Linked DNA regions of Homo sapiens: region 2 is linked to region 1. Evidence: chromatin loops called from intact Hi-C (ENCODE). Cell type or tissue: PC-3. All regions are shown on one strand. Each heading gives the region's core, and the rest is flanking DNA. Links, peaks and the distances in the headings are about the cores only. Region 1 has its middle 190 kb from the start of SATB1-AS1. Region 2 overlaps SATB1-AS1 (SATB1 antisense RNA 1).

Region 1 (10,287 bases), core at 1,243-9,242:
TAGTGTCATGACTCAATTTTAATGCAAAATGGATAATTATTCTTATTAGTTTTTGTTTTATAAATATATTCTTAATATTATTTCCACAATAATTTTTAGGATGTGAGCACTAATTTCTGGTCAGCACAATAACAGAATGCCTGATAAACTTTACCTTCTTGGTTACAGTGTGCTTTCTGTTCTCATCACATTGGGAGTCAGAAACTTTGGGAAAGTGTTTGGATGTATATGAACTATGGAAGATTGGAAATGTGAGACTCCACTTTTCTGTTTTCCTTAATTTGTGGTTGCATTTCTGCCCCTCTGTACTTCTACTCCTCAGCCCAGAACAACCTGTTTCTTTCCACAAGCCAAGAACTTCCACATTATACCAGAAGACGGGGCCCAGAATCCAGAGAGATCATAGAGCTTTCTGCCACAGAATATCTGGAAGGAGTTTGAAAGAGTCTGGGGCATTTTAATCCATAGTGTTCTGTACAGTTCAGTTTTTGTGGGTATTTTCTTCTTCAGATCTTTAAGTTATTGTGCCAAAAATAAAAACATTCCTAGCTAGTAATAATCACTTCAATTTATTATCCTTAACTAATTTCCAGGTACTTTGTTGAGAACTTGAAAAGCACTATTTACTGAATTCTTACTAAATTCCAAAATCCATGTTATAGATGAAGACATCAAGACTTACAGAGGTTAAGCAGATAGATCGGCCACACAGCTGTGAAGAGGAAGCCGTAGAATTTGGATCCAGGTGTCCTGATTCCAATTTCTGAGCTCTAAATCCCTTACAGTTTTTTCATTCTTACCTTGCGACTTGCTTTGACCATTATGCTACTGTTATTATATAATCACATTATATAATTATAAAAACATATTATAATCTACTATTATAAAATGTTATTTTGTTAAATGACTTGTAATAGTTTTCTATCTTTTCTGTCATTAAATTATTATGATTGATTCTATAGCCTCCAGACAGAAATCATATCTCTAATTTCATCATGGAAATTAATAAATCGTAAAATTCATTCATTCATTCAATTTGTATATTTTGCTTATTATGTGGGAGACCCTTTGCTAGGCTCTATGATAGAGCTAGAAATTAGTAGTCCCTTGTTCATGGAGTTTGGAGAGCAAGACACTAGAAAAAAGAGATGAGACAATGAGAGAGAAAGAAAAAGAAAATGAGAAAAAGAATTGGCAAAAAATTACAAATATTAACTACACAATAGGTCAATAGGTAAAATTTAATCAAAATTTACACCTTTTCAAGATTTATTCTAGTCTATACAACTATTTACAACTTTTCAAGATTTATTCTAGTCTATAAATTTTATTCTGTAAGTATGGAAATATCTGACATTCCTATGATTAAGGCCTGTCTGAGCCACTGGATTCTGCAGAGAAATTTAGGGTTCTTTTCTATAAAATATCATAGCACATTCTCTGTAACTAATTCATTACTATTAGCCAACTACGAACTGCCTCCATTGTTATAAATTTTTGGAAATCGTGATGAATAAAGGAATGGAATTGATTTATAGACAAAGAAAATGTATAGATCATTAAGTACTGAAGCAAATGAATTTTGTCTTCAAGACTGGGCTTACATGCGGGAAATCGCAGTAATGTTAATCTAAGAAGAAATATCACCTCCTTATCCTCAGAAATATAGACTAGTTTAATACTAACAGAGGGTCAAATTTAATTAACAGCAAACACCACAGTAAAATTTTCAGAATTTTACTTTTTTCTTTTATTGTTTTTCATTTTCCAACAATAACAGTACAATACAATTCTGCTAACAGAATCTAGAACAGAAGTCAGTCCCCTGTATTTTAACCTACGTGATGGAGGAGCAAAATGAGTAAGAAAATAAGAAAATTTTACTTTTTCTCTTAGACTTATTATTGACCAAAATAATCATACAAAATGACCAAGACTAAGTCTACTTGAATTTTTAAGCTTTCTCTCAGAGTTAATTTTAGTTAAAATGATTTTTGAGGTTCCAAATGGGGACTTTTTCCCTCTTGTTTACTTGATTTTTGTTTTGTTTTCTTAAAATTTATTTTCCCTTTGCACATTCCACTTATGCCAGGTTTGGGAGGGGAAAAGCTTTGATAATTCTGCAAGATGGTTGATTGCTGTGTTTTGGTTGATTAGGATGAGGTTCCAATAAAGCATCAAAACGTATTGGCGTGCCTCTCAGTTAAACCTTCAAATCCTTGGAGGTATTTCTCATCACTAAAACAACAGACCATAAAGTTTGCTTTATGCAAGTAGATTTATTCCTTTATTTGTACTCACACACAACCATAAAGGTTTATCTTCTGATCAGAGAAAGAAGATAAACAAAGCGACAAAGGTCTTCACAAAAGTAACAGAGCCAAATGAACAAGTTCTTTGTTCTTTCCAGGTTAACAAGAAATAGGAAGAAGGCAAAAAGTAGAACTAGAACAGAATTCAGGCTCCATGCTTTTTTATGTTACTTTGATTCATGTTAAGCAAACTTCAGTGTGTGTTTAAAATCTTGGGGATTTATATTATTAACCAAACAAGAATTTTTACAATCAGGGAACATTTGTCTGGCTTCCCCCTCGCCTCCTCCCTCCCCACCCATCCCCCCAACCAGCACACACAATTTTTGTAGAATATTTTGTTGGCTATAATTAAACTATGTGTGTTAATTAGGATTAGATTTTAAATGCACTGCTTGGGAAGTTGAAAAATACAGGATCTGAATGAGCCCAAATTGAGATGACACTTGAATTTTCGCAGATGTTTCCATAATCCTAATTTCAAATTGATTGTACTTCCTGAACAGTGAGAAGCCATTTTCAGTTATTTATTCAGACGTGTGCACTAGTTTTCCCTCTGTCAGTGGGTAAAAAATATCTAGTACTTTCGTTAACTCCTTCAAATAAACTGATTTTTTGAGGCAGGTTTTATTGGGAAGGGTGCCAAATTAGTCCCACCTGCTCCCAGGGTCACCCGAGAGCCCATATATAGGCCCAAGAAAAAATCTGGACACCAGCAATTTCTCTTTTGCCTCCCACTCATGATGGGTTCAGCTGGCCTTTGACTATCATTGCTCAACAGCCCAGGGAAAAAGCAAAGAGAGGGTAAAAGAACTTCCCAAATTGTTGGCCAGCAACAGCCCATAACACGTGGCACTTGATTCAGCTGCAAAGATGTGCAGCATGCTATGCTACGTAAGCCCAGGATTTGGACCCCACAGCAGAGCCACCTGTAAAACCCATTCCCAAATAAATGGCCCGTAAAAAAGATAAGCCCCCGCCAAATATGAGCGTGTCAGTACCAAGCAGCATTTCAGCTAATGCTGGAAGTCCAACACCAGACTTTGTGCCTGAAAAAAAGGGTGGTCTTCTCTTATGTGTATGTAGGTTTGTTGCAATTTCTCTCTACGTTTTATTTTATGCTCAACCCAGAATCCAGAGAGTCTTCAGAAATTCTGTCTTGGAAGCAACCCCATTCCCCTGACAAGTCTCCTATTTGATTGTAATTCCTTGCAGCTTTCCTGTTAGGCGGGGGCCTCTGCTGAATTAGCGGCATCGTGCCTTCTTCCACCTGTAACGATTTCCCACTCAACTGTAAGACAATGGCCATGATTGATCTAATGAGGGACTGGAAAAGCCAGCTGATTGCTATAAATAGTTGAAAGCAAAAACTTGTGCTTGGCTTCCCAAAGAATTTCTCATCAACTCTTGTACCCTAACCTAAATAGGTAAGCAGCCGCATGGAGAATTAGGTGAAACATTTAAGCTTTTTCTTGGTGGGAGTTCGTATAGAGGGCAAAGCAGAATTCAGGGAGCAAGAGATAATTGATGGAATATTCATGTCTTAAAGTAACAATCACACGTAATTCTACATGTCCCATGAAGGCAGAATTCCCTTTTTTAACAGAAAGCAGTTTGGATATTTTACGGCTGTTTTTAAAAATATTTGAAGTTCAGTGGAAATAGCTTTTGTGCATTCATTTGTCAAAGAAAATCGCAAGCTACAATGGTACATAAAAGCAATTCACATAATGTCACAGAAAATCATACAATTTTTTTCCTCATTGCATCTTTTAGCATATAATTCATACAATATAAACATATAATTCATAATTTATATGTTTCTTAACCCTGGCTGCACATTAGAATCACCTGATGATGACCAAACTCCTGATCAATTACATCAAAGTATCTGGGCTTAGAATTCAGGAATCAAGAGTTTTAAGCTCCACAGGTGATTCCAATGGGCAGTCAAGATTGAGAATCAGTTATTGTATTAGGAGGTCTCCAATAATAAGACGGAGAATTCTTTCTCCAGTCCTATATGCGGAAGGAAAAGACGCAAGTAAAATGGTCCCTGACTCCCTTGCCCGGTGATTTATCTGAGGATTAACATTTCATCTCAGGTATGCCTGCACTTGCTCCCGATCTCACCCAGAGCCTCCTCCTCTGGGAATCATAGCGACCTCTTGGATTTTGCAGCGTAGTTAAGTAACTTGCTAGGGCCACCTGCTGTAAAGCGGAAAAACTAGATATCAAATCAAACCAGTGTTGGCTCCAGTTCATGATTTTTACCATTACAAAGGCAAAGATTAAATACTGTGTACCCATGAGCCAAACCCAGCCCAAGACTTGTTTTGTTTGGCTCGCACAGAAGTATAAAAATATTTAAATTTGCGTGTCCATATGCTGGGTGTGGGATCTCCAGTTTACCTAAATGCCAATCATTCCCTGTTGTCTTGACATTGAGCACATTTCAATCATTTACATTAATAATAGCTTGGCTTCTGTAGACATTTGAATTCACATCCCTGTGCTAAGGCAAGAAAGCCCCTTATAAGTATGGGGAAGTCACAAAAGTGTAAATTCTGTCACATATTTATATCCATTACACATTAATAAAGACTAAAATTGACCCTGCCTACTCATCTGATGGTAACACTTCTCCTATGAGGAAAGTTAAGAAGGAAAGTTCAGATCTAAGGGTGGGAGAAACAATTATATGTGAAGATGTGAGTTCCTAAACACAAGTTATTTTTTACACTTTTATCTTATTTTATAATTTCAACTTTTATTTTAGATTCAGGTGGTACATATGCAAGTTTGTTACATGGTTATATTGTATGATGCTGAGGTTGGGGGTACAACTGGTTCCTGTTATCCAGGTAGTGAGCATAGTACCCAATAGGAAATTTTTTCAGCCCTTGACCCCTTCCCTCATTCCCCACTCTATTAGTTCCTTGTGTCTATTGTTATTATCTCCATGCATGTGCAGTGTTTGGCTCCCACTTATAAGTGAGAACATGCAGTATTTTCTTTCCTGATCCTGCATTAATTCACTTGGGATAATGCAAAGGACATGGTTTCATTCTTTATGGCTGCATAATATTCCATGTATATATGTACTACTTTCTCTTTATCCGATTCACCATTGACGGGCACCTAGGTTGATTCCATGTCTTTGCTGTTATCAATAGTGCTGCAATGAGCATATGAGTGCAGGTGTCTTTTGTAGAATTATTAATTTTCTTGTGGATATATCTCCAGTAATGGCATTGATGGGTTGAATGATAGTTCTAAGTTCTTTGAGAAATCTCCAAATGATAGTTCTAAGTTCTTTGAGAAATCTCCAAATTGCTTTCCATGGTGGCTGAACTAATTTACATTCCCACCAGCAGTGTATAAGCATTCTCTTTTCTCTGCAGCCTCACCAGCATCTGGTTTTGGGTTTTGGGGTTTTTTTGTTTTGTTTTTTGTTTTGTAATAGCCATTCTGACTGGAGTGAGATGATTTCTTATTGTGGTTTGATTTGCATTTCTTTGATTAGTGATGCTGAGCATTTTTTCACATGTTTATTAGTTGCTTGTATGTCTTCTTTTGAGAAGTGTCTGTTCATGTCTTTTTCCCACTTTTTCATGGAGTTGCTTGGTTTTTGCTTGTTAAAATATTTAAGTTCCTTATAGATTCTGGATATTAGGGCTTTGTCAGATGCATAGTTTGCAAATATTTTCTCCCATTCTGTAGAACGGAAGAAGGACGAGTCATTCCCACATTCTTGTCTGTTTATTCTGCTGATAGTTTCTTTTGTTGTGCAGAAGCTCTTTAGTTTAATTAGATTCCACTTGTCAATTTTTCTTTTTATTGCAATTGCTTTTGAGGACTTAGTCATAAATTATTTCCCAAAGCTGATGTCCAGAATTGTGTTTCTAGGTTTTCTCATAAGACTTTTATAGGTTTTTCTGGTTTTGTTTTTTGTTTGTTTTTGATTTTGCTTTTGTTTTTGTTTGAGACAGCTTCTCCCTGTGTCGCCCAGGCTAGAGTGTAGTGGCATAATCATTGTTCACTGCAGCCTCTACCTTCCAGGCTCCAGTCATCCTCCCACCTCAGACTCCCAAGTAGCTGGGGCTACAGGCACATGCCACCACACTAGGCTGTTTTTTGTTTGTTTGTTTGTTTGGTAGAGACAGGATTTCACTGTGTTACCCAGGCTAGTCTCAAACTTCTGGGCTCAAGTGATCCTCCTGCTTCAGCCTCCCAGAGTGCTGGGATTACAGCATGAGCCACTGCACCCCACTGTATTCTTATAGTTTGAGGTCTTATATTTAAATCTTTAATTCATTTTGAGTTAATTTTTGTATATGGTGAAAGGTAGGAATTCAGTTTCATCCTTCTGCATATGGTTAGCCAGCTATCCCGGGATCATTTATTGAATAGGGTGTACTTTCTCCATTTCTTATTTTTCTCTACTTTGTCAAAGATCAGATGGCTAGAGGTGTACAGCCTCATTTCTAGATTCTCTATTCCACTGAACACAATTTATAACAAGCATATTCATTTGAAACTGATGCTTTTTACTAATTTCATTCATTCACTCATTTATTCATTCATTCATTTAGTACTTACCTGCTAGATAGAAGGCACTTTAAAGACAAGAGAGAATTCCAAAGGATAAAAATTAACCTGTGAGTTCCATTAAGTGCCAAGCATTTTGGTAGGCTTTTTGTAGACTTTTTTTTCAGTTAATACTTAAGACATTCAACAACCTACCTACAAGTATGAATATTTTACTAATACAGTAAACTGTGAGTAAAAGGAGTATAAGGGACATTCTCATTCATTCGTTTAATAAATATGAATGAGCAACCACCACATGCCAAGTGCTTTTCTAGTGTTGATGACCCAGGAGTTTAAACAAGAGTGACAAGTTACCCACCCTCCATCAGCGATGTGTTGGAGCCATTTTGCTGATTATTGAAATTTCAGAAATTTTGCAAGCCTGTTGCGAAATCACTGGCAACTTGAAATTTGTCATGTCAAGAGTATTTACGTCATGGAAATCAGCAGAAAGTATAAATTAGGGCTTTGTTTTTTGTTGTTGTTGTTGTTTTGGAGAGTCAATTTACAGCACACCACTATTTGTATGTGTACTGATAATTTGTCTAAGTTAACTTATGAAGTCTTAGAATTCTAATTCATGTCTGTCTGTCTCTGAAACCAGAGTCATGTCTACTCTGTCACTGAATAAGAAAGTCTTTACCCTCAAGAAGTCTATAATATAGGCAGAGAGAAATACATCAACACATAAGAGGATGGATTCTAATATAGAGACCTGGATTTAATTCCACCTGCTACTCGCCATCCATATGACCTTGAGGATGTAACTTAACATCTCTTTGCCTCAGTTCCGCCTCTGTAAAGTGGAAGGATAATAAGACTTACCTTATTGGATTGTTGTGAAGATAATTAATCAATACTATGTAACAGTTTTAAAACGGTATCTGGCACTTAGTAATGACTATGTACGTGTTAGTTATTATTATTAAAAAGAATAAGCAAAGAAAATGAATGTGTGTGTCTACAAACGTCTGTACCATAGAGTAGATATTTTGAGTGTATATATTAGACAATTATGCCTCTGATTCCCTTCCATTTTGCCGAATTGTATAAATGCTCTTGCAATTGTTCCAAGGTTGTAGGAACCAACTGATTTAACAGTAACTATTTTCATCATAGTGGAAGAAGAAAATTGCTGGAGATTCATTTGAATTCAAAAGAAGATTATTCAGTCTATATCACTATATCCAATCATAGGCTCACCAAAATTCTCAAAGATTTAAAGTAATAGAGAAGCTTGCGCCCTCACTGTGTCTACTGGACTGCCTATACAAATCAGTGCACAGCCAAGTTATATTCCATTTTTCTGTGATTCTTTAAAAGCAGGTAGCTTGAGTGTTTAAAAATGTTTAAAAGCATGTAATCAAGATTAGTTGGGTTTTTTTCCTTTTTTGGTTATTTGTATTGATTGATTACACCAGCACCTTTTTTAAAGGTGTTAAATTCCCAGTGAAATATATAAGCATTGTTATTTGAAGCTACTCATCTGATGGGAACAATTCTGATATAATGAAAGTTAAGAAGGGGAGAGAGGATCCAAGGATAGGAGAGACATTTAATCATCTATCAAGAGGTGTGTCCCTGAACACAACTTATAACAAGAATGATTATGCTTCAAAGAAAATTAAACAAGAAATGAACTTTTACTTTAAAAATTAGATACAGTTATTGTCAGTTAGTAAGAATAACTAAGATTTGAGCAATCTATCTAGAAGTGGCCATGCAATTTGTAAGCTGAAGGTTGAAAGTTTCCTGATTGTTTATTAAAGTTATTCAAAGATCTACAAAGAACAGTAAAAATGGAAATTTGGACTGTTCCAGAATTTAAGTCCATAAAGGGCAAGTGTGTCATATTTAGTGTTGCTTATTTTGTCAGATATCAGATTAAGCAGTCATTAGTTCAATCAAATTACTTAATACTATTACTTCATGTAAAATGTTCCATAACTTTTCTGTACATATCAAAGTGTATAATTTATACCAAAATCATTACTTGCCAATTGCCAATATTTGGGGAGCTTAGTAGGAAATGCCGTCTAGTCTAGCCAGCTAGAATGAAATTTCTTTTCTTCCTTCTGTAGGGATTCCTCTTCCTCAGCCACTGTCATAAACTTTGTCAAACTTTTAGACTAAATAGATATACAATATATACTAATGGTCTGGAATAAATTACTCTGAATGTTGTAATATTCAAATGCCCAACTGCTCTGAAACTTACTGCCTAGACACATAATGATAAGTTTCAACATAATGTTGAAAAGATGAAAGAAAAGTTAGCAAAATGATGTACAAAAGAAAATTAAACTAAAAGTTGAAGAAAGCAACAGAGAATAAGGTAAATTCTTGAAATAATGAAAAAGCTTGATGGTAACTTTCAAAGAAAGCTGGCAGTCACTGTTTGGGGGCGCTCACTCTGTCTCTCTCTCTTCCCATTTTCTTACTTTCTACCATTTGAAATTTTGAGGATTTTTGAGGATTGACATTTTGAGGATTTGTTTTACTTATTTTTTAACCTTATGAACAGCCTCATGACAAACAAAATTTTGTGTGGTTCCTACCTTCTCCAGAAACATCATCTAAATTTAAGTCAATGAACAGTATAGAATGTCTAGACTCTGTGCAATGTTGTAAGGGTCTGGGTCTCCAGAAGATTCTGACAGGTAGACACATACACCATATACTGAGAAATAGTTCACATCAATGAATTAGATAAAGGGCATTGAGAATAACCCAATTAAAAACTCAATAACAGCTTTTATTACATTTTTATATTCTTTTTTTCTGGTGATAATTAATTGTAAAAAAGTTGGAAAATTCAGAAAAGCCCTCCAAAGACAAGAAAAGTCCCCTAGAGAAAATCATTATTACCACCATTTTTATAGATAGACTGCTAGCCTCAAAGACAAATAAAAAAGAGTAAGTGTTAGAACTGTTAAAGGTAGGACTGAAAAGTTTTGACACATGATTAAATGTAGTGAAAGGAAAGTCATGAAGAATAACCATAATTTTCAAAACTAAACAACTTGGTACACAGTGCTACAGTAAACTAGATAAGGAGCATGAGACAAACAGTTGACTTAGTGGGAAAACACAGATCCTAATTTAAATATCCAAGCTACAGGTCAACAGCAATAAAGCCACATGGAAATTCTATATATGGATGGTTAGGCCAAGGAGAAACTACCAGTGATACTCTTAAGATATCCATATTTAAGTTGGGTACTTAAGTTTATTTTTTTCTAGTTTTTTATTTTGTTAAAATACACATAAAATGTAACATCTTAACCATTATTAACTGTACAACTCAATACTATAGAATTTTTTCATAATGTGTAACCATTACCACTATCCATCTCAATAATTATTTTCATCTCATATAACT
Region 2 (10,287 bases), core at 942-8,941, 130 kb after region 1:
GCAGTGCCTCATCGATACATGGAGAGGCCACCTACCAGGTAAAGAAAAACACTGCGGCCATTGTAAACGCAAGCAGATGCCGGAGCAGGGGAAAACAACATTCATTTTTACCAAATATTGTTTCTTTTTGTGCTTGCAGAAGCATTTCCTTAATACCAAGTGGACACATCTAGCCTTTATTCTGCACCCTGTAGATTTCCACTCCCTACCCCCAGACACCCCAGTCCAGATTCAATTTTAAATGCGAGCCATGTTGGAGGTCACAAGGAAACAGCCAAGGTGACCATTAATATCTTTTTCTTGTTTGGAAGTTACAAACAGACAATGACTCAATATGGGAAGACAATGTTAGTGTTTTCCAATTCAATATTTTTCACCACATTAATGATGAGATTTGAAATCTCTCATCCGAAGCAAAGCGGAGAAATATGTTAAACAGGTCACAATAGTCAATGCTCTCCTTTGATTTTGTAAGCATGTGTTCTCTATGTTGTAAGAAGACAAACAAATGCATTTTGACTTCCAAATATAAGACGCTTAGTTATGGAGCCTAGTCCAGTGAAGGAAAACAAAGCCATACTATCACTGCTACTGAAGATCCTGGGGTACTTTTTAGCCTTTTCCTCTATAGAATGTTGCTCTCAGGACCCTTCCAAGTCTTGATTTTCAAATTCTTTCAGTAGAAAACCCTGAAGTCTTCTTAAAAGAATGTACAACATAACCTTTCAGAATATGTGGGGCACTTCGACCGTAAATACTGTTAATAAGCAATGTCAATGTTTGCTGTTTATTTCATTGCTAAAAATGCATTCCTTTGCTATATAAAGAAATTGAATGTTAAGATAAGTTGAATAATATTTAGGATCACTAAGGATTATGTTGCTCTTCTTTTTAAAAGAAAAAAAAAGTAGAGTTGAATTTACATCTCCAGTATTGCAGATCTGATCAGAGCACTTCAAGGAAGACATAATAAAAGACCCTAAATAAGAAAAAAAGAAAAGGTATTACAGACATGCTTCCTCTGAAAATCTGGAGAATGAGAGGCATATGATCAAAGGCTACAAAATCATAATGGATAAATAGATTCATTCACCAAATTCTGGAATAACAGAACTAGAATACTTGAAAGAAATAGCTTTAGATTGAATTATTGCTTTTTGCTTGTTGTTGTTTTTAAGAAAAATTTCCAAATAGGGTAGACATTGATTTAGAAAGCCAGAGTTTTCTATAAAATTGATATATGATCCAAAGATGATTTGGTTTCATTTTATTTGTATATATTCATAGTATGTTAGGCATTCTTCTAAAGGCTTTTTAAAAATTAGCTCATTAATCCCCACAAAACTTCAGTAAGGTAGGTACTCTTATTATCTTCATTATTCAGATGGAAACTGAGGCTTAGAGAGGGTAAGTAACATGCTTGATATCACACAGCTGGTAGGTGGAAGAGTCTAGCCCTAGGGTTTGTGTTCTTCACTACTCCATCATCTCTTCAATAAATGTTTAGTCAGCACCTACTAGGTGCAAGTGGCTGTGCTAAGGTAAATTAGATGTTTCCTTTCTTCAAAATTTTTATAGATTAAGAAAAGAATCAGACATGGACACAAATGCCTACAGCCTAAGAACACATGAGACAGAGGAAATTACCTGACAAAGATGCCAGGAATGTATGAAGCAACTCCATAATCCTTACAAGTAGTCTTAATGAATTGAGAAGTGAAGAAACAAAAGAGAAGGACTTAGGAGGAGGGACCAGCAATCATGATTATGATAATGGTGAAGTGAGCCTATAGTAATTACCATTTAAATCTTGGGAAAACAAAGTTCTTCATGGGAGAAAAATGGATTCTTACAAAATACTAGGATTGTGCCAATTTCAATGTGCTGTGGACTCAGGAAGTCTAGGTTTGTTAGAGCAAAACTTGTCTCTCTTGCCTTTTCCTCCTTTAGACAGCAAAGAAATTGACCAAACATTTCAACATTTTAAAAATACAATTCATATACTTTAAATATATACAGTAAAAGATACAATTCAGGTACTACACACACATAATAAAGCTAAATTAAAAAAAAAAAGGATTGACAATGCCAAGTATTGCCGAGAATATAGAGAAAAATAGGACTCCTATGAATTGTGGATTGGAGTGTAAGATGATAAGCCTCTCTGGAAAAAGTTTGAGAAGTTTCTTTTAAAAAAACACCCAGATACACATCTACCTTCTGATCCAGCAATTCTACTCCTAGGTTTTTTCCCAAGAGCAATGAAAACAGATGCCTACAAAAAGAGTCGTACAAGGTTGTTCATAGTACTAAAAGGTGGAATAATCTAGGTATCCATCAACAGGAAAATGGATACCTAAACAATCTCTTATACAGTGGGAGATAACTCGGCAACAAAAAGAAAATGACTAAAAAACAAAACAACACGGATGAACAGCAGAGACATTATGCTGAATGAAAATAGCACAAAAGACTGCATGCTGTATGATTCCATTGATATGCAGTTCTAGCCTTGGAAAAACATTACATTGTAGAATCAAATCAGGACAATGGTTGGCTCTGGGATGGGCAGTTCAGGGACTTAGAAGAAACATGAAGAAATTATCCCGTATTATGGTGATGTTCTATATTTTGACAAGAGTTTAGGTGACACAGACACACACATTTGTCAAAACTCACTGACTGGTAACTAAAGATTTCAACATTCCATTGCACATAAATTTTACCCCCAAAGCAAGAAAAAAAAGCGAAAAACATCGAACTCTTTCAGTTAAAGACATGCGTGGAAGAGTATTTAGGAGCAAAGCATACTCGTGTCTGCTACTTACTTTGAAATGTATCAAAAAATAAGATGGATTGATGGAAGGGTAAATAGATATGTGAGAAAGCAAAGATACTAAAATGTTAATTATAGAATCTAGCTGATAGGTCTATTAGTAGTATAAACTGTACCATTTTTTAGCTTTTCTGTGTGTTTGAAATTTTTCATAATAAAATGTTGAAAACGTATAACTCAGATATAGATATACATACATATTTAAAGGGGTTTGAAGATTGAATTGCCAACAAGTTAAAGGTACTTTGCAGTGAGGAAAGCTTAGGTTCTTATTTTTTAAACTAGCCTTCTTTATTGAAGCACAAGAGAAAATAACCAGAGAGGTGACACCACTGTACATCATAGCTAAAGGAGCCCATTTTTATGCTACTAGACATTTGTCCTATATGTGTTATAAAAATAATTTGACTATAGACTTCAAATGGGTTTTGAATTTAAAAAAAAACCGGAATAGATAAACAAAAGATGGTGGAATATAAATGTGGTCTCTGGGGGCATCGGGAATTTATTGAAAGATATTTTTTGCTTGTTGTATAGAAAATTTGGAAAAGCACTTAAGTGCACAGAGAAGGAGGAAGAAACCACCCAAAATCCCACTACCAAAAGAAAAATTCACGGTAATAATAGTGACTTAACAGTCTGAAAAACTCATTTCCAATCATTCCTCTTTTCATATTTTTAACAGTTAAAATGGTAAATGCCATACTAAAGTATAGTATAAACATGTTTCATGAGAATAAAACTTTTTTCATTGATAATCTTAAGGAAGGCCAGGCGCAGTGGCTCATGCCTGTAATTTCAGCACTTTCGGAGGCCGAGGCAGGCGGATCACGAGGTCAGGAGATCGAGGCCAACCTGGCTAACACGGTGAAACCCCGTCTCTACTAAAAATAGAAAAAATTAGCCGGGCGTGGTGGCACGTGCCTGTAGTCCCAGCCACTCAGGAGGCTGAGGCAGGAGAATTACTTGAACATGGGAGGCAGAGGCTGCAGAGAGCCAAGATCATGCCACTGCACTCCAGCCTGGGCAACGGAGTGAGATTCTGTCTTAAAAATAATAATAACAATCATAATCATCTTAAGGACTACATAATGTTATTTTTAATGAGTATGTCACATTTTACCATGGAAACATGGGCGTATAGTTCTGTTGATTGTTTGTTTTTCATTTTATTTTGCTATAAAAAGTAATATTGAAAAGAAACATCCCTGGGCAAAAAATTCTTTACATTCCTGTTATTTTTAGGACAAAGAACTTCTGGAAATGTAATTTTAACAGAGTGTTTAGTTTGCCTGTAAGTTAAGAAGAGTCTTCTTGTACTCTTAACAAAAGTACTCTTATTGCTATAGACAGCTCTATGACATTACATAAAGTTTTAAACCCCATTCCATGGTTTGTCAGTATTCCTCCAGCTCATGAAAACAACTCTGTCTACACTTGCGGTTCATGCAGACAGACTTATGAACTGGACAGGGGGAGGAATGGGAGGTAGGAGATAATGAACTAGATTTGAAAGTGTCCCTGTCTTTCCCAGCAAGGAGAGAATGAAATATTTTCTTAAGTGAGGCAGAAGCCTAGCACTGAGGAAAAGAAGGGAAGAGTTGCTCTTTTTCACAGTGTGAGGCTGTGCTTGAATCTCTCCCAGACTGAGGCCTAGTGGCCCCTGGGTGGCCTCTGTATTATAAAAAGGAGGCCCTCTTTGAAGGTAGTGGGCACAAGAAGATAAAGTGTTTTTCATACATAACTGAAAATAGCGTGAGCTGTAGAGAGACATTCAGAAATGGGGATTCATAGCAAAATAATTTAATTAAACTCAATGTATCCTGCAAGCAAGAAGACCTGGTGTAAGGTGAGAAAATAATTGTATCTTTCTCATTCTCTGTCTCAGCAGATGACTCAGATCTAGCAGTTTGCTGGAGGTGGCAGTCACCAGCTGAAAAGAGCTGACTGATAAACATTCAGGAATTTTGCAATCTGGTTTGGTAACTTTAAATTGGTCATGACACAGTATTTACAGCATGGAAACCAGCAAATACTACAAGTCACACCTTTCCAGACCCTTCCCATCCCCAGAGATCTGGTGTATCTGTTCAGCACACCTCAGATCCAAAGCTCCTTTTCTGATTTCTCTCCCAAATTCAAGACCCATTATTGACACTACATTCAGGACATCCCTATTTGTCTCAAATTCATTAGATGACTCATTATTCTCTCCCAGGTATGATCTTACTAGTGTGCTCTGTATTTCTGTTAACAATTTATCATCTTCACAAACAGCAGCAACCAAAACCTGACAGCCATATTTGACACTTTACTAAGTAATAAACAAGAAGAAGGACAAAAAGGAGGAGAATTAGTCAATAAAGTAATTTCTTATGTCAGCCCTTGTGATAAGCCTTTTACATACATTCCTATAACATCTCTTAAAGAAGGTATTATTCTAGCTGTGCAAAGGGAAAACAAGTTCAGGGAGGTTATGTTACTTACCAGACTTTGCCAGCTAATAAGTTTCAGAACTATGGTTTGAGACTCTGAGTATAACCCAATATGTAAACCAATATGCCATATTTCTAATCAATTAATTGCAAAATCTGCCCTCTAGAACTTTTTCATTGTTTTAAGGAGGTATTATTTGCATACAATGAAATGCTCAAATCTTAAATGTGCATTCCCCCAGTGTTGATGAAGATAAACTGTTGTATAACTCACACTCCTATCTATATATATAACATTTCCATTGCTCAAGCACATTTCCTCCTTGTTTGTTCCAGTCAATCCCCGCTTGTTACAGTCAGCATAACACTGCCCTAACAAAATATTACAAATTGAATGACTTATAAACAACATTTATTTCTCACAGCTTTGGAGGGTGGAAAGTCCAAGATCAAGGCACTAGCACATTCAATGTCTGGTGAGGGCCTGTTTTCTGATTTATAGATAGTGCCTTCTTGCTGTTTTTTTCACTTGGTGGAAGGAGCAAGAGAGATTTCTGGAAACTTTTAATTGGGATTAAGGGCAGTAAATCCCAATTATGAGGGCTCTGTCCTGCTGACCTAATCACCTCCCAAAGTCCCCACCTCCTAATGTCATCACACTGGTAAGTAGATTCAACATATGAATTTGAGAGAGACACAAACATTCAGACCACAGAACCACTGCTTTATTTCATCACAGGTGAGTTTTACCTATTCTGGCCCTTCATATAAATGAAATCATATAGCATATACTCTTTTGTGGAAAACTTCTTTAGCTCAGCATTTTGAGAATAATTTATATTATTTATGTATATCAGTAATTTGTATATATTTATTGCCAAGTAATATTCTATTATATGAATAAACCAAAGTTTGTTTATCTACTGTTTTATTGATGGACATTGGAGTGACTGGCTATTATGAATAAGGATGCTTTAAACATTCTTGTACAAATCTTTTTGTTGACACATGTCTTCACTTCTTTTTAGTAAAACCTAAAAGCATAAATGGTGAGTCGTAGGACAGGTGTATGTTTACATGAGAAATTGCCAGACTAATTCCTAGGTCGTTTTGTCATTTTATACTCTCATTATCAGTGTATGGTGATTCCACTTGTTTCACATCCTCAACAACACTTAGTATTGTCAGTCTTTTAGTTGTAGCCATTCTAGTGACTCTGTAGTAATAACTCATTGGTTTTAATTCACATTTCTCTAATGATTTATTATGTAGACCTAGACATCAAAGAAAACACAGGCATATATCTTAGTGACTTAAGAATAACAAAAAATTCCTTTTACAAGACACAGAAAGCACTCACTATTAAAGGAAAAGCATAAAGATATAGTAGACTTCACAGAAATTAAAATCGTAAGAAAATAGGTTTAAAAGCCACATGTATGTACATATAATATATACATGCAAAGGACTTGTACCTAGACTATGTAACAATTTCTATAATGCAATTTTTTTAATCCAGTGGAAAATTATGGGCAAGAGATTTGAACAGGCACTTCACAAAGGAATATATATATACGCACACACAAAATGACCAAAAAGCACATGAGAAAATGCCTCATAGCATTTCATCATTACCTTTTATAGAAGCCATCACTTTTTATTTTTGTACCACAGTTTGTGAAAGTATAACTCCCAACCCAAACTGTATAAACCTGAAAGTACAATGAATATTTAAGGCACCTTTGTCCTACCTCCAAGGTATATGTACATGTGGAGGAGTGAGAGACTCACAAATATTTTTAAATCATTGAGCAAATGAATTAACATTGTATATCTTAAGACATTTTAGCAGACATTAATATTGCAAACAAATGAAGCAGTAATAAGGCAGTGCCTAGAGAAGAAAAAGAAAACAGATAACAAGAGAAATAAGCCTAAGAAGTGAGGGGGCGGGGGGAAGTATTTCTCACAGACAAATGAAGTGAATTTAAAACGCTAGTGTAAAATAAAAGAGGAAATAGGGTTAGTAGAATAAAACAACAAAGATAATGTGAAGCAAACTTTCCCAAAATAAGACACCTACTCTTTTGCATGGGCAACCCATCTCTGTGTGGGTAATTTTGCATTAACAAAAGCCCAGGGGAAGCTATCAGACCAAAACAGGAAGCCGTGCATGTGTGCTCAGGTGGAAGTTGCCAAGACATGCCCCTTGTGTACTCTGATGTGCATTCTGCTTGCCAGAAAACTCAGATTCCTTGTCAGAAGTTAGACCCAGAAAATGCAGATAGCATCATTATTGCATCCACAGTAGTGTTTTCAGATTCTGGTGACATCATCTAGGAATTCTCAGCCATGATAATTTTAACTCCTATGGGGCATTCTCTTTCTGAGATAAAATTTGTCCACTGAGCCATTTGTGAATGACTTATATGAAACCCATTCATCCCCATGATTCAAAGACTACTGTTCAGTATTTATAGTAACTCTATAAGGAATTTTCTAGAACTATAGGCTTACTCGAACCATCTTTATAATTATTTCAAAATAATAAGGCACATTGTTTCAGATGATGACCTCAAGACTCAGTTATTTTCAGGCTAAATCTCTGAATATATTTCAATGATCTTATTTCTATCTCAAATTTCAAACTAATTTGTATAAATCATTTAATTTCCATGTGAAAGACTTTTTTCTCTCCTGATCAGATACTAAAATATCAGAACTTTGAAACGTGGAAATTCTGACCAATAAATGCAATTTTCATGATTTTTCTTTTTGGGATTCTCAGGAGGAAAAAAAACCTCACCTATTGAATAAGTTACATTTCATGACTAGGGCAGTAAATTAGTGGATTCGAGGTAAACTCTGGGTGAGGTGTATATGGGTTCTGGGAATAGAACCAAAAACAGAAGTTTAAAAAAAGAGAGAAGCTTGAAAAAATTTAGAGAACCCTAAAAAATGAAATTCCAGAGGGATATCTTATACTTAACTGTAAAATATGTGTGCTTGTGTGTGTGTGTGTGTGTGTTTGTGAGGGTGGGTTGGGGGTGTATGGGAGTCAGAAAATGAAAAACTTAAGTGAAAGTTATAGTTTTGTTGGGAAAACCTTCAAGGCTGAGTTTTTCTGTCATGAAATCAACACATAAAGCTATTTTATAAACAAAGGAGATGGAGACAGTTAACTTATAAATAGATCTAATTCACACACTCATTCATTCATAATTTAAATCCTGCAACAGGAAATAGAGCATATTCTAAACTTAATCTCATCCCCTTCTTCAATGCATTATGAAGCTCAAGACATAGTTTTGAAACAAATTAAAGATACTATCTTTATGTAAAGGATAAAATTTGTTATCCTAAGATATAGTAAGTGGGTTTAGCCAATGTGAATCTTGTGTCTTAGGCTCACCCAAAAGTCCTATAAATGAATCCAACCTAACCTTAGAATGCCCATAACTACATGCACACTGAATTTCTGTCTGACCACCTGGACTTCAGCCCAAACTGTCATGCTCTCCTTAGCTTCCAGGTTCCACATCTCAGCTCCTGACATTGCTTTAAGTTCTTCTGAGTTTGGTGCCCTTGTCTCAGCCCTTCATTCCCACCATGCTCTCAAGACTTCAGTATTCAGTCTCTCACACCAGATCTCCAGGTGAGAGTCACCCACATAGCAACTTGACCCAGGTTGGTGAAACCAATCAAACATTTGCTTACTCCCATCAAGATTCCTACAGGGAAAGGGTTACATTCAGTAATTCTATTTGCCATCTTTGTTGCAAGCATTCTCTTCTTTTTCTAGAAAATGTCTCCTAGAAACTAAATCAAATGCAGGAGATGGCTTGGCAGTTACCAAGAGAAGTCATTGAAATAACTCCTGCAAAGTCATAAACTGTTGAGGAAGCAGAAACTAAGGACTGGCCATTTGCTTTTTTTAAACACCAAGCTGAACAAATTTTCTAGCTGTTTCTAAGAACTAGAAATTGTAATTCATTCCATTATACCTTGATAAAGTTGGGAAATATGAAATAGTTGACACCAACTTAAAGGAATTAACATGTCTGGGAATGTTTGAAATGACATTTTGGATTTCGGAGTGAATATGCAGACACATAAATGAGCTGAGTAAAACATCAGGGTGTTATTATACTAAAGATTCATAAAACAATAGCAAACTGTACAAAAATATTGCTTTCCTTGCACACTCTGCTCAAAGAGAATTTCCCATTTTACTTTTAACATTTGGATCCAACTGTTTTTACAGCCATCTCTTTGGTGTTAAAACGGAGGATAAACATATTTATCTCTAAGCAAAACATACCCAGAAAGTAAGAACTCCTTTAAAAAATGACTATGCCTGAGATGCCACCTCAGAAGTATTATTCTCTAATTGAAGACAACCATCTAAAATACACATACAACATACACACAGATGTTGTGTGTATGCCAGATCTGAAGCCAGAGACCTAGATAAACATAAGGCAAGGAGAAGCCACCAAAACCAAATGGCAGAGTACTCTTCAACCTGGGGGATGGACATACTACCTCAAACCATTCTTGAAGCCTCCCTTATTTCTCATGTTTTCTCAATGAATAGCTAAAAGGAGAAAAAAGTGCTGTGGCCAGGATTGGGAGAAAACAAAATTAAATGGTTCAAAATTCTAGAATGACATCAAGGTAAAGGCAAATTGATTACAGTTATCATTTTCTTTGTCTTTTCCAATTTATAGTAAACGGACTCTGAGAATACATGCTTGGGGCTCTTCTGCTCTCCTTGACTGCCCTCTCTCAGGGTAATGATGGCTTAGATTTTCCAATAAAAAATCTGATATAGAATATATATACATCCTAAAAAAGATGTATGTACATCATTTTTCAGATGTTTAATATTTTTTAAATGCTCAAAGAGGGTCTCATATTTAAAGGTCTCCCCAAAATTATATATGTCTAAGTTCTAATTTTGGCATTTGGGACTATAATGTGCATCATATAAGAATAGTATTCCATTTCAGAATT

What was found. Peaks named below come from ENCODE experiments on the same cell type or tissue, not always from the same donor. Only the 100,000 strongest peaks of a DNase experiment are listed, where the experiment ranks them.
Region 2: it touches region 1 in a loop (2.6-fold over the local background); 1 of 110 quality-filtered maps calls a loop at or near these places.

Annotation. Positions count from the first base shown.
Region 1 is chr3:18,627,481-18,637,767 of GRCh38, reverse strand. No RefSeq gene overlaps it. Among named protein-coding and RNA genes, the nearest start is that of SATB1-AS1, 190 kb to the right of the region's middle. In PC-3, for the core only: a CTCF peak has its summit at 4,500 (motif pointing left); no DNase peak of the experiment used is centred there; H3K27ac peaks cover 2,169 bases.
Region 2 is chr3:18,496,626-18,506,912 of GRCh38, reverse strand. The region is part of intron 4 of SATB1-AS1 (SATB1 antisense RNA 1); the gene reads right to left. Among named protein-coding and RNA genes, the nearest start is that of SATB1-AS1, 57 kb to the right of the region's middle. In PC-3, for the core only: no CTCF peak of the experiment used is centred there; a DNase peak (open chromatin) is centred at 4,782; H3K27ac peaks cover 294 bases.